Regions from separate parts of the Homo sapiens genome. Here region 2 is linked to region 1. Evidence: read pairs that join two places in POLR2A ChIA-PET (ENCODE). Cell type or tissue: GM12878. All regions are shown on one strand.

Region 1 (5,000 bases):
CATTCCATTCAATTTCATTTACATATACAAAAATACACATACATAGTAGCAGCACACACACCCCTTTTTCCCCCCATGGGCTGAAAAATTTAATATTGTTGAAATATCCATACAATCCAAAGTGGTCTACAGATTCAATGCACTCCCCATCAAAATTACAATGACATTCTTCAAAGAAACTGAAAAAGCAACCGTAAATTTTGTACAAAAGCATAAAAACCCTGATTAACACAAACAATCCTGAAGAAAATGAACAGAGCTGGAGGCATCACACTAGCCAACTTACAAATATACTACAGAGCTATATTAACCAAAACAGCATCTACAATCAACTGATTTTTGACAAATGAAACGTACCTTTCTTAATAGCACAGAATCTTTACACTTTAACTATCTACTAAAATTAGTAGTAAGGGGCTTTTAAAAAGGGGTAGAGCACCAATATCAATACTATAGATAATAATAGCAGACAGCATTTGCTGAGCTCTTACAATATGCCAGGCACTATTTCAAAGACTTTAACTATATCAACTCATTTAATCCTTACAACAACCCTAAAGGAGGCAAATACTTTCATTATATCCATTTTACTGATGAGAAAACTGAAACACAGAACTTTTTGAGGTGATGAAAATGTTCTATGTCATAACTGTGGCAGTGATAGTTACATATGAATATATTTATTAAAACGTATTGAGCTGGACATGCTGTTGTATATAAACCATACTTCAACAAAGCTGAAGAAAATGAAAAAAGAGGCCAGGCATGATGGTTCACACCCGTAATCCCAGCTCTTTGGGAGGCCGAGGTGGGCAGATCACTCGAGCTCCAGAGTTCGAGACCAGCCTGGGCAACATGGCAAAACCCCGTTTCTACAAAAAAGTACAAAAATTAGCTGGGCATGATGTCATGCGCCTGCAGTCCCAGCTACTCGGGAGGCTGAGGTGGAAGGATCACTGGAGCCCAGGGAGGTAGAGGCTTCCAGTGAGCTGTGATCATGCCACTGAACTCCAGCGTGGGCACCAGAGAGGGACCGTGTCTCAAAAAAAAAAAAAAAAAAAAAAAAAAATTGGTCAGGCACTGTGGCTCACACCTGTAATCCCAGCACTTTGGGAGGTCGAGACGGGTGGATCACCCAAGATCAGGAGTTCAAGACCAGCCTGGCCAACATGGTAAAACCCTATCTCTACTAAAAGTAAAAAATTAGCTGAGCATGGTGGCACACGCCTTTAATCACAGCTACTCAGGAGGCTGAGACAGGAGAATCGCTTGAACCCGGGAGGCGGAGGTTACAGTGAGCCGAGATCGCGCCATTGCACTCCAGCCTGGGCAACAAAGAAAGACTCCATCTCAAATAAATAAATAAATAAATAAATAAATAAATAAATAAATAAATAAATTAGCGAAGTGTGGTGGCACACACCTGTAGTCCCAGCTACTCAGGAGGCTGAGATGGAAGAATTTCTAGAGCCCAGGAGTTTGAGGCTGTAGCGAGCTGTGACTGCACCACTGCACTGGGCCTGGGCAACAGAATGACTCAAAAAGATGTGCCAAGAAAAAGTGCCACATTGAAGTAAAAAAGTTCTACCTTCAAATAGAATAGGAAGAAACAATAAAACTCACATTTGCCCAAATGCTTTGACAAAATAGGATACAATTCACATAGAAAGGTTTAAAAGAGCTATCTCACTACTTGTTAAAGCCAAAAAACTACATAAATACATCCCTATTATCACTGGTATACAAAGTCAGAAAAGCCAGCAGGAAGCTGGGTCTCAATAAAGATGATAGAGATTTATAAGTTTGTAGACTATTGCTAATTTGACTTTACATCATTAAACCAAAACTAAAAGAAAATAAACTTATGCCTGCTCTAGACATTCAGCTTCTTACTAGCTGGGGCTCCAAATAATTCACTGAAGCAAAAGGCACCTCTTTCATTCTAACTGAACAAGTATGGTACAACAAAAGTGGCAAATATGCTAACTTAGTGGTTCCCTCCTGGCCTGAGAAACTGACCAAAGCATAATTTGTCTGACATACTTAACAGAAAAGCTGAACGAATGTCTCAATAGTGCATAAACTTACCTATCAAATGTTCATAGACGCTACTTTGATCAGTGATACGGTTTGGCTCTGTGTCCCCACCTAAATCTCATCTAGAATTGTAATCCTCACGTGTGGAGAGAAGGAGGTGATTGGATCATGGAGGCAGTTTCTCCCATGCTGTTCTCGTGACAGTGAGTTCTCATGAGAGCTGATGGTTTTATAAGGGGCTCTTCCCCCTTCACTTCCTACAAAGGCTCTCTTGCCTGCTGCCATGTAAGACATGCCTGCGTCCCCTTCCACTATGATTGTAAGTTTCCTGGAGCCTCCCCAGCCATGTAGAACTGTGAAACAATTAAACCTCTTTTCTTTATTCTGGCAGTTCTTTATAGCAGTGTGAGAATGGACTAACACAATCAGGAAAACACCAAATCACTTAATCTGTTATTAAGTTCATACTGGCTTGGCCATTAAGTAATTTATCAGATACAAAGTATAACTAATACAGAATTCAGGACTAGAAAGTTTTTAAATTAAAGAGGGCTCTATTGCTTAAAAGATTGGGAATTTCACTGCTTTAAAAAATAAAACCAAAAAAAAGAGTAGAAGCTATTTCTTGCAACAACGTGGGAAATATTAATATACCTTTTCTCCACTGAAAACATGCACAGGCAAGGCCTACTAGACTGATAAGAGTAAGAAGACTAGTTTATCATTTTTCATAGCTCGTTAATACGAAACTACAATACACTTCATTTTTTCAGGTAAGGGGTATTATGCGTAATTCTACAACTTGGTCTAGCCAGATAGGTCCCCTGAGATTAAAACATTTCTCTTTTTGCACAGACTTGTATAAAAACTGAAAAAAAAAGGGAAGCTGGTACATGAACAAAAAAGCAGTGGTTAAACTTTTTTTGTATATCTTCCCCACTAGATTGTGAACTTTGACCATAAAATACGCAAAAAATGGCCAAGTGCAGTGGCTCCTGCCTATAATCCCAACACTTTGGGATGCTGAGGTGGGCAGATCACCAGAGGTCAGGAATTCAAGACCAGCCTGGCCAACATGATGAAACCCCATTTCTACTAAAAATACAAAATTAGGCCAGGTGCAGTGGCTCACGCCTATAAATGCCAGCACTTTGGGAGGCCAAGGCAGGCGGATCACCTGAGGTCAGGAGTTTGAGACCAGCGTGGCCAACATGGTGAAACCCCATCGCTACAAGAAATACAAAAATTAGCCAGGCATGGTGGCACATGCCTGTGGTCCCAGCTACTTGGGAGGATGAGGCAGGAGAATCGCTCGAAGCCAGGAGACGGAGGTTGCAGTGAGCCGAGATCGCCGCCATTGCACTCCAGCCAGGGGGACAAGAACGAGACTTCGTCTCAAAAAAAAGAAAAAAAAAATGACTTCATTTTTGTTTCCCCAGTTGAACACTAAATAGCAGAACCCCAATACTGAAACTGATGCTACCATTTCCAGTGTACTTTCCAGTTCACTCTCCAACTGAATCCTCCAACCATCCGGTGAAATAAGGAGAATGGATTACCCTTCCTTTTCTCAGAAGAGGAAGCAAGCTCAGAGAGCTGAAGAAACTGGTTCAAAGTTACTGAATTAGCAACTAGAACTCTAAGTCTACTATCTTACAAGTAGATGCCCCTTCTAGGCAACAACTACAATTCTCAGTGAAAATTTTGTTTAAAATGTCACTGAAATACATGAAGCCACACCAAGAGTAATTCATAAAGCACTTAAATACTTTGTAGTTGCTGGAAATGTTTTGCAGTTGCTGGCCAAAGATCATTATGGAAATACTACTAGAATATTTCCTCTCAATAGAAAAAGAGAATATTTTACAACAGTAATAGTTTCAAAGTGATTCTACAACCAATCATAATGCAGTCTGCTTTTGCTATTGAAAAAAACTCCCATCTTACCTAATTCTAAATTTCAGCTCCTTTACACCTTTCCAAACACTAAATCCAACGTGACCAGTGTTTGCTCCAAATTAGGACCATAGAGAACCTCCTCCACCTCCCTGCTCACCCCAATGCAAAATGATATTCAGCACCTACTATGTCAATCAACAAGCAGTTTTCAGTTTTATTTTTACTTTTACTTTTCAATTGTAAAGAGCAGCAGCTTGACACACAAAAGCAAAAAGTAGAGAAATATTTTCAAGAATAGGTAAACAAAACTGAACTTTTTCTATTCTGTTCCTGAAAAGGGCAATAATAGAAACTTGACAGACATCGCTCTTAAAATTAAAGCAAGAGATAAGAATCTTTATACATTATATATACAAGGAAAAGAAAATATACACTAGAAGCTAGGTAATAACTTGAAATAAAAGACTTGCAATATTTCCTTCTCTAGTAGAAATCTAGTAAATGTCATCAAATTATCTTGTCAGCTTACCACATTTTCCTCAGCCTAGGTCTTTTATACTTGCTAGTTCACTGACCTGGAACACTCTCCCACGCTTCCTCCTTCCTATCATCAGTTCAAGTCCCATCCTTGGAGAGGCTTTCTTCAACCCACTCAAACTAATGGTCTCATTTATTAATTTATCTAGGGTGTGGCGTTCCTTGGCTCCAAAATATTCATCACAGGTTTCTTGTTTTGTTTTTTGAGACAGGGTCTCACTCTGTCCCCCAGGCTGGAATGCAATGGCATCATCACAGCTCACTGCAGCCTCAAACTCCTGGGCTCAAGCAATCCTCCCACCTCAGCTCCCTGAGCAGCTGGGACAACAGGAGCATGCCACCATGCCTGGCTTTTTTTTTTTTTTTTTCTGTAAAGAGAGTCTCCCTATGTTGCCCAGGCTGGCCTCAAACTCCTAAGCTCAACTGATCCTCCAGCCTTAGCCTCCCAAAGTGCTGGGATTACAGGCGTGAGCCTGGCTTACCACAAGTTTTATTACATATTCATTTTGTGTTTGTTTAATGTCTGT
Region 2 (5,000 bases), 92 kb before region 1:
CTTTGCAACCTAATGTTTAAACTACAGTTAGCCACCACCAGTATTCCTTAGATAAAGGAGAAAGAAAATATACACATAACAAGCAAAGAAGGAAATAGGAATAGGGCTACAGTCTTTGTTTCTGTAACAGATTACAAGGCTACAGTTGGTATTTATAACTTCCTTCTCCTACCCATTCCGTATCATTCCCTTTGCCTACAGCCAAGAGCTCAGCCAGCTGCATTAGGAATAACCTTAATTAGTTCAGAATCTGAACTCTCAGTGGTCCTGCCTTTAACAGAATGCTGTGGTTTCCCATTACCTTTTACTTTTGGACATCTAAGTATTAAGAGGCATACCAGAGAATCCCTTGGGCACAGTCTGCTCTGTGCTAGTTTGTGGCAGTAATCCAATTTCCCCTTGGTAATTCGCATCAATCACCTCAACACATAAATAACCACTTCTTTCCCTGCTGGTTCTGTAGGCATGAGGAATCCCAAACGGTCAAGTGGCAGTCTCAAATTCAGTTTAAGTCAATTGTTGTGCCCCTTGGTGGAAGCATGCAATCTATGAGGGTCTATTTCTTTGGGTCTCCCCTGCTACCAATTATTCATCAGTTAAGAGTTGTCAGAAAAACAGAAATCACTTAGGTAATTTAAAAAGAGGGAGTTTGGTATACAGAATTTGCTTCTGAGATATTGCAGGAGTGTAAGGGCCAATATGAACATGAAGATCATCCAGAGACAACTAACTGCAGGAGGCAGCTACCACAAGGGAAGGTGGTAGGGCGAGCAGGACGTAGGAGCTTGGAGCAAGGGTCACCAAAGAGTTGGTGCTCAGCTTATGAGGAAAGGTACCACTTTCCTCTAAGTGTCAAGGAAGGCTTCACAAAAAGAGTGATGGCTGAGACGGGTTTTTAAAATAAGTTTACTATGCATAGTCTATTTTACTTTTATTACTAATACATCCACTTTATAATTGGCCTGGTCATTTAGAAATGGTTTCAGGGACTACCACTTTAGCACATTAAAAGTATTAGTAAATGAGCCAAACCATGGGTGCTATAATGTGTCCAAAACAAAACTAGGATTGAAAGCCATCCTTTCCTACTTCGAATATGTTCGTTTAAGGCTGGGCGCGGTGGCTCGCACCTGTAATCCCAGCACGTTGGAAGGCCGACGCAGGCGGATTACTTGAGGCTGGGAGTTCAAGACCAGCCTGGCCAACATGGCGAAACCCGTCTCTACTAAAAAAAAATACAAAAATTAGCCAGATGTGGTGGTGCACGCCTGTAATCCCAGCTACTCGGGAGGCTGAGGAAGGAGAATCCTTTGAACCCGGGAGGGGTGGTTAGCATTCAACTTCCACATCGAATGCTAAGATTGTGCCACTGCACTGCAGCCTGGGTGACAGAGTGGGAGGCTGCAGTGAGCCGAGATCGTGCCACTGCACTCCAGCCTGGGTGACAGAGTGAGACTGTCACACACACACACAAAAGAAAAAAAAATGTTGGTTTAAAGAAAGGCACTCTCTAAGATAGTTTCTCTGACCAGAAGAGTACACACTTATCAAGCAACCACAGAGTGTATGGCACTAGGCATCACCATCCTCTCTGAGGAAGGTAATCATAACCCTTATAAAGGGATCCACTTTGCTACCTAGCATTATTGCTGGAGCAGGGAAGTATCATACAAATTTACTGAGAAGGTTTTGAATCACATCTGGGTGCATTGTCTCCTCTTTACCTTTTTCTAGTGCTATGGTTATTTTCCACAACACACAGGCCCTTTTTATCTGTAGCTGGGAAAAGGGTATTTGGACACTGTAAGGAAAGCAGGTGGTAGTGAGAACAGTGCACAGGAAGGTTCAGCAATACAAATTTTGTGGTACAAAGGGCTTGTTTTTGGATACGTAGACAGACTGGAGTACACACATTGACTAACCAATGCAGTAATTACAAAGAGGGGGTTTTGAAGTCATCTGACTGAGAAGCTGCTGGGAAGGCCAAAAATACCCACAGATACACTTTGAATCTAATTACTAGTTACATTTGCTAAATAACAGAGGTACAGAAAGAACATCTTAGCTTTGATCACAAGAAAGAGAAAATAATTTAGATGGAGATGCTAAAGGGAAAAGGCAGTGAAATGTAATTTATAATTTGTTTACAAAGCTTCCCTAACTATGCTAGACAGCAATTACACCAATCAAGTCCTCTGAAGTGACTTTGCTGATGCACAGATCTAAAATCTAGGCAGGGCAAAAAGTCAGCAGGGCTCAAAATCTGAGGGCTGGAGAGGAGAACAGCTTAAGATCCTCAATCCTGTGATGCTTGTGTGCCAAAGACTTGAAATAGAGAACTAAAGATTGCAGCCTTTACTTGTCCTCTACCCTGACAGGAGATTCAAAACGCAGAGCAGATGAAAAAATGGAAAGAGAGGCTTGAGAAAAAGTATTATTCTATGGAAATTCAAGATGACTACCAGCCTGTCACTCAAGAAGAATTTCGAGAGTAAGCTTATGTTCTAACCAGACTATTATGGGATATCATGACATGCGCATTAAGGACATGAGTTAAACACATTATTTTCCTGAACCCAAAACTTTACTCTATTAGGATGCCTTTATTTACTTTCTATCCAGTTTTAAAGTTGCATATGACTCCATTTGCTTACAAGGTGAGAAGCTTTTGATTACATCCCTGTTATCTCTAAATAACAGAAACTGCCATCTATATTTGATTTGCATAACAGATCCTGTTCTCCACATAGCTTTAGAATATTAGATCTATAACTGGCCACAAGAGGCATGTTTTAGGAGCTTACAATTCTATCTTCCCAAAGCATTTCGCACTAGTAACTTGCTGTCTATACATGAAAGTTTATTACTGACTCATTCTCTACTTCCTTCGAAATTTTCTAGACTTTTTTTATATGCTGTGGAGCTGGAGAAGGAATTACACTACATCAATTTGAAGCTAAATCAAGTGGTGAGAAAGGTTTCAGCTCTATAGTATTGAGACAAGTGGAGGTAAGAATCTGTGATGCAATCATTGAGCATTTCTTTTTTTTTTTTTGAGACGGAGTCTCGCTCTAACGCCCAGGCTGGAGTGCAGTGGCGTGGTCTCGGCTCACTGCAAACTCCACCTCCCGGGTTCAAGCGATTCTCCTGCCTCAGCCTCCCGAGTAGCTGGGACTACAGGCATCCGCCACCGTGCCCAGCTAATTTTTTGTATTTTTAGTAGAGACGAGGTTTCACTGTGTCAGCCAGGATCGTCTCGATCTCCTGACCTCGTGATCCACCCGCCTTGGCCTCCCAAAGTGCTGGGATGACAGGCGTGAGCCACCGCACCCAGCCCATTGAGCATTTCTTATTCATGTATTACTTCATAAACTTGTGCCCTTTTCAGGCACACTTTAAAAAGTACTCAACAACCTATCATCAAACTATCCTTAGGGTCAGAATGAAGTGCCTCTGACAGGGACTCACTATACAATCCATGCATATTATGACAAGCCTCCAGTATACACACACTGGTACAAAGGATTTTATAATGAGGTTTATTATCAAATTCTAGAAAAGTGAAAGTACAAGAAAATGCTTCTAGTTCAGGCGGCAGGTCTCCAGTAGTTCAGTCAGTAGGTAGAGAAAGACAGTTTTCTCATAGTTACAGAGTAGAAAAACTATTGATGCTATCAAGTGCGTCAGGTACCATGTTCTGAATTCCTTTGGCCACAGATAAATTAATAAAGGCTTAGGATTCTGGGAAACCATTATATAAGACCCAAGTAAAGTAACCTCCCTCCATTCTTTAGAATTTGAAGCCTTCTGGAAAAAGCCAAAGTGTAGAACAAACTCCCCAGCCACCTACAGAAATCTCACTAACATCTTCAAACTGGAAATTTACCTAGACCATTTCTAAGGTGTAATGCATTTAAGGTTTCCCAAAAATAAAATACAGAGCAGGGTAGGCGTATCACTGTCATAAGTTATGTTTGGAAAGTGTAAATGAGGATGCTGTAACAGCCTTATTTGGAGGGTTGGAAAGTTGTGTGTGGCTGGCATTTTGGAAATTGGAGAGAAACTCTTCTAATTTTTCTAGGCTATGTAAGCCCCCCTACGATAGCCATATGTTCTCTTAGCCCAAGCAACATCATTTGACCTCAGCACTCAACTTCCACATTGATGCTCAATAGTTCCTGAATTTTAAAACTCAAATATAAAGACATTTTTAGATTACTACTCACCTTCCTCAGGACAAGCTCTTCTCTTAAGAGACTGTACATCCAGTGTTCTTAATAGGATAATTCATTGTAACAAGAAATGCTAACTGTTCTCTCTGCGGCTTCTCCCTAGATCTGCACAAGGGAATGAACAACATGGCCTTTCCCTGTCTTACCATTTCCCAGAGTTGTAGCCAGCCAAATAGTTTAGTGACCCTGTTGTTCCCTACCATCGCCCCTGGGTGGGATCATTTAAACAAAGCCTAAGCTGAGGGAACACTTGAGGTCTTTTTTTTTTTTTTAAGCCCAGTGGAAAAACAAACATACATTTACAATGACTTAGAACTTTCAAGTTCTTTTATTATAAAAGTCTGTACAATGAAGTGCCAGACACAGCAATGCCATTATACTGGTGGACATATATATCTATATATTATTTGTATATAGATATACAGTTTTTATTTGTACCAAAGTAAAACTATCACCAACTGCCTAATTCTACCAGCTACTGCTCAACTATGACACACAATACTGTCACAGAGCATAAGTGCTGCCATGCCACTTTTACATATTCTACTCACAGCCAAACATTAACATTGAATAACATATTGAAGCAGCTGTTAATTCTAAAATGAAACCAGTCAGACCACTGACTTATAAAAATATGGTACTCATATAGATTTAGCATTATAAAGAAGGAATATATTATTTAAAACATTTAAATAGTGCATATGGACATTTTTGCATGTGGTATATAAAATAAAACATTCATATAAGATACACAGTGCACATAAAATT

Evidence for each region. Peaks named below come from ENCODE experiments on the same cell type or tissue, not always from the same donor. Only the 100,000 strongest peaks of a DNase experiment are listed, where the experiment ranks them.
Region 2: POLR2A ChIA-PET joins it to region 1 with 7 read pairs; 6 of 35 experiments call an interaction of 5 or more read pairs at or near these places.

What each region holds. Positions count from the first base shown.
Region 1 is chr5:138,025,587-138,030,586 of GRCh38, forward strand. The region is part of intron 1 of FAM13B (family with sequence similarity 13 member B); the gene reads right to left. Among named protein-coding and RNA genes, the nearest start is that of FAM13B-AS1, 4.7 kb to the right of the region's middle. RefSeq lists enhancers at 3,355-3,484, 4,806-5,000. In GM12878, no CTCF peak of the experiment used is centred here; a DNase peak (open chromatin) is centred at 2,851; H3K4me3 peaks cover 3,642 bases; H3K27ac peaks cover 2,705 bases.
Region 2 is chr5:137,933,419-137,938,418 of GRCh38, forward strand. PKD2L2 (polycystin 2 like 2, transient receptor potential cation channel) reads left to right here. Exons shown (of 15, transcript NM_001300921.2): 13 at 2,379-2,491; 14 at 2,902-3,009. The coding sequence ends at 2,992. FAM13B (family with sequence similarity 13 member B) reads right to left here. Exons shown (of 24, transcript NM_001385994.1): 24 at 4,542-5,000. Among named protein-coding and RNA genes, the nearest start is that of PKD2L2, 46 kb to the left of the region's middle. In GM12878, no CTCF peak of the experiment used is centred here; a DNase peak (open chromatin) is centred at 1,903; H3K27ac peaks cover 1,591 bases.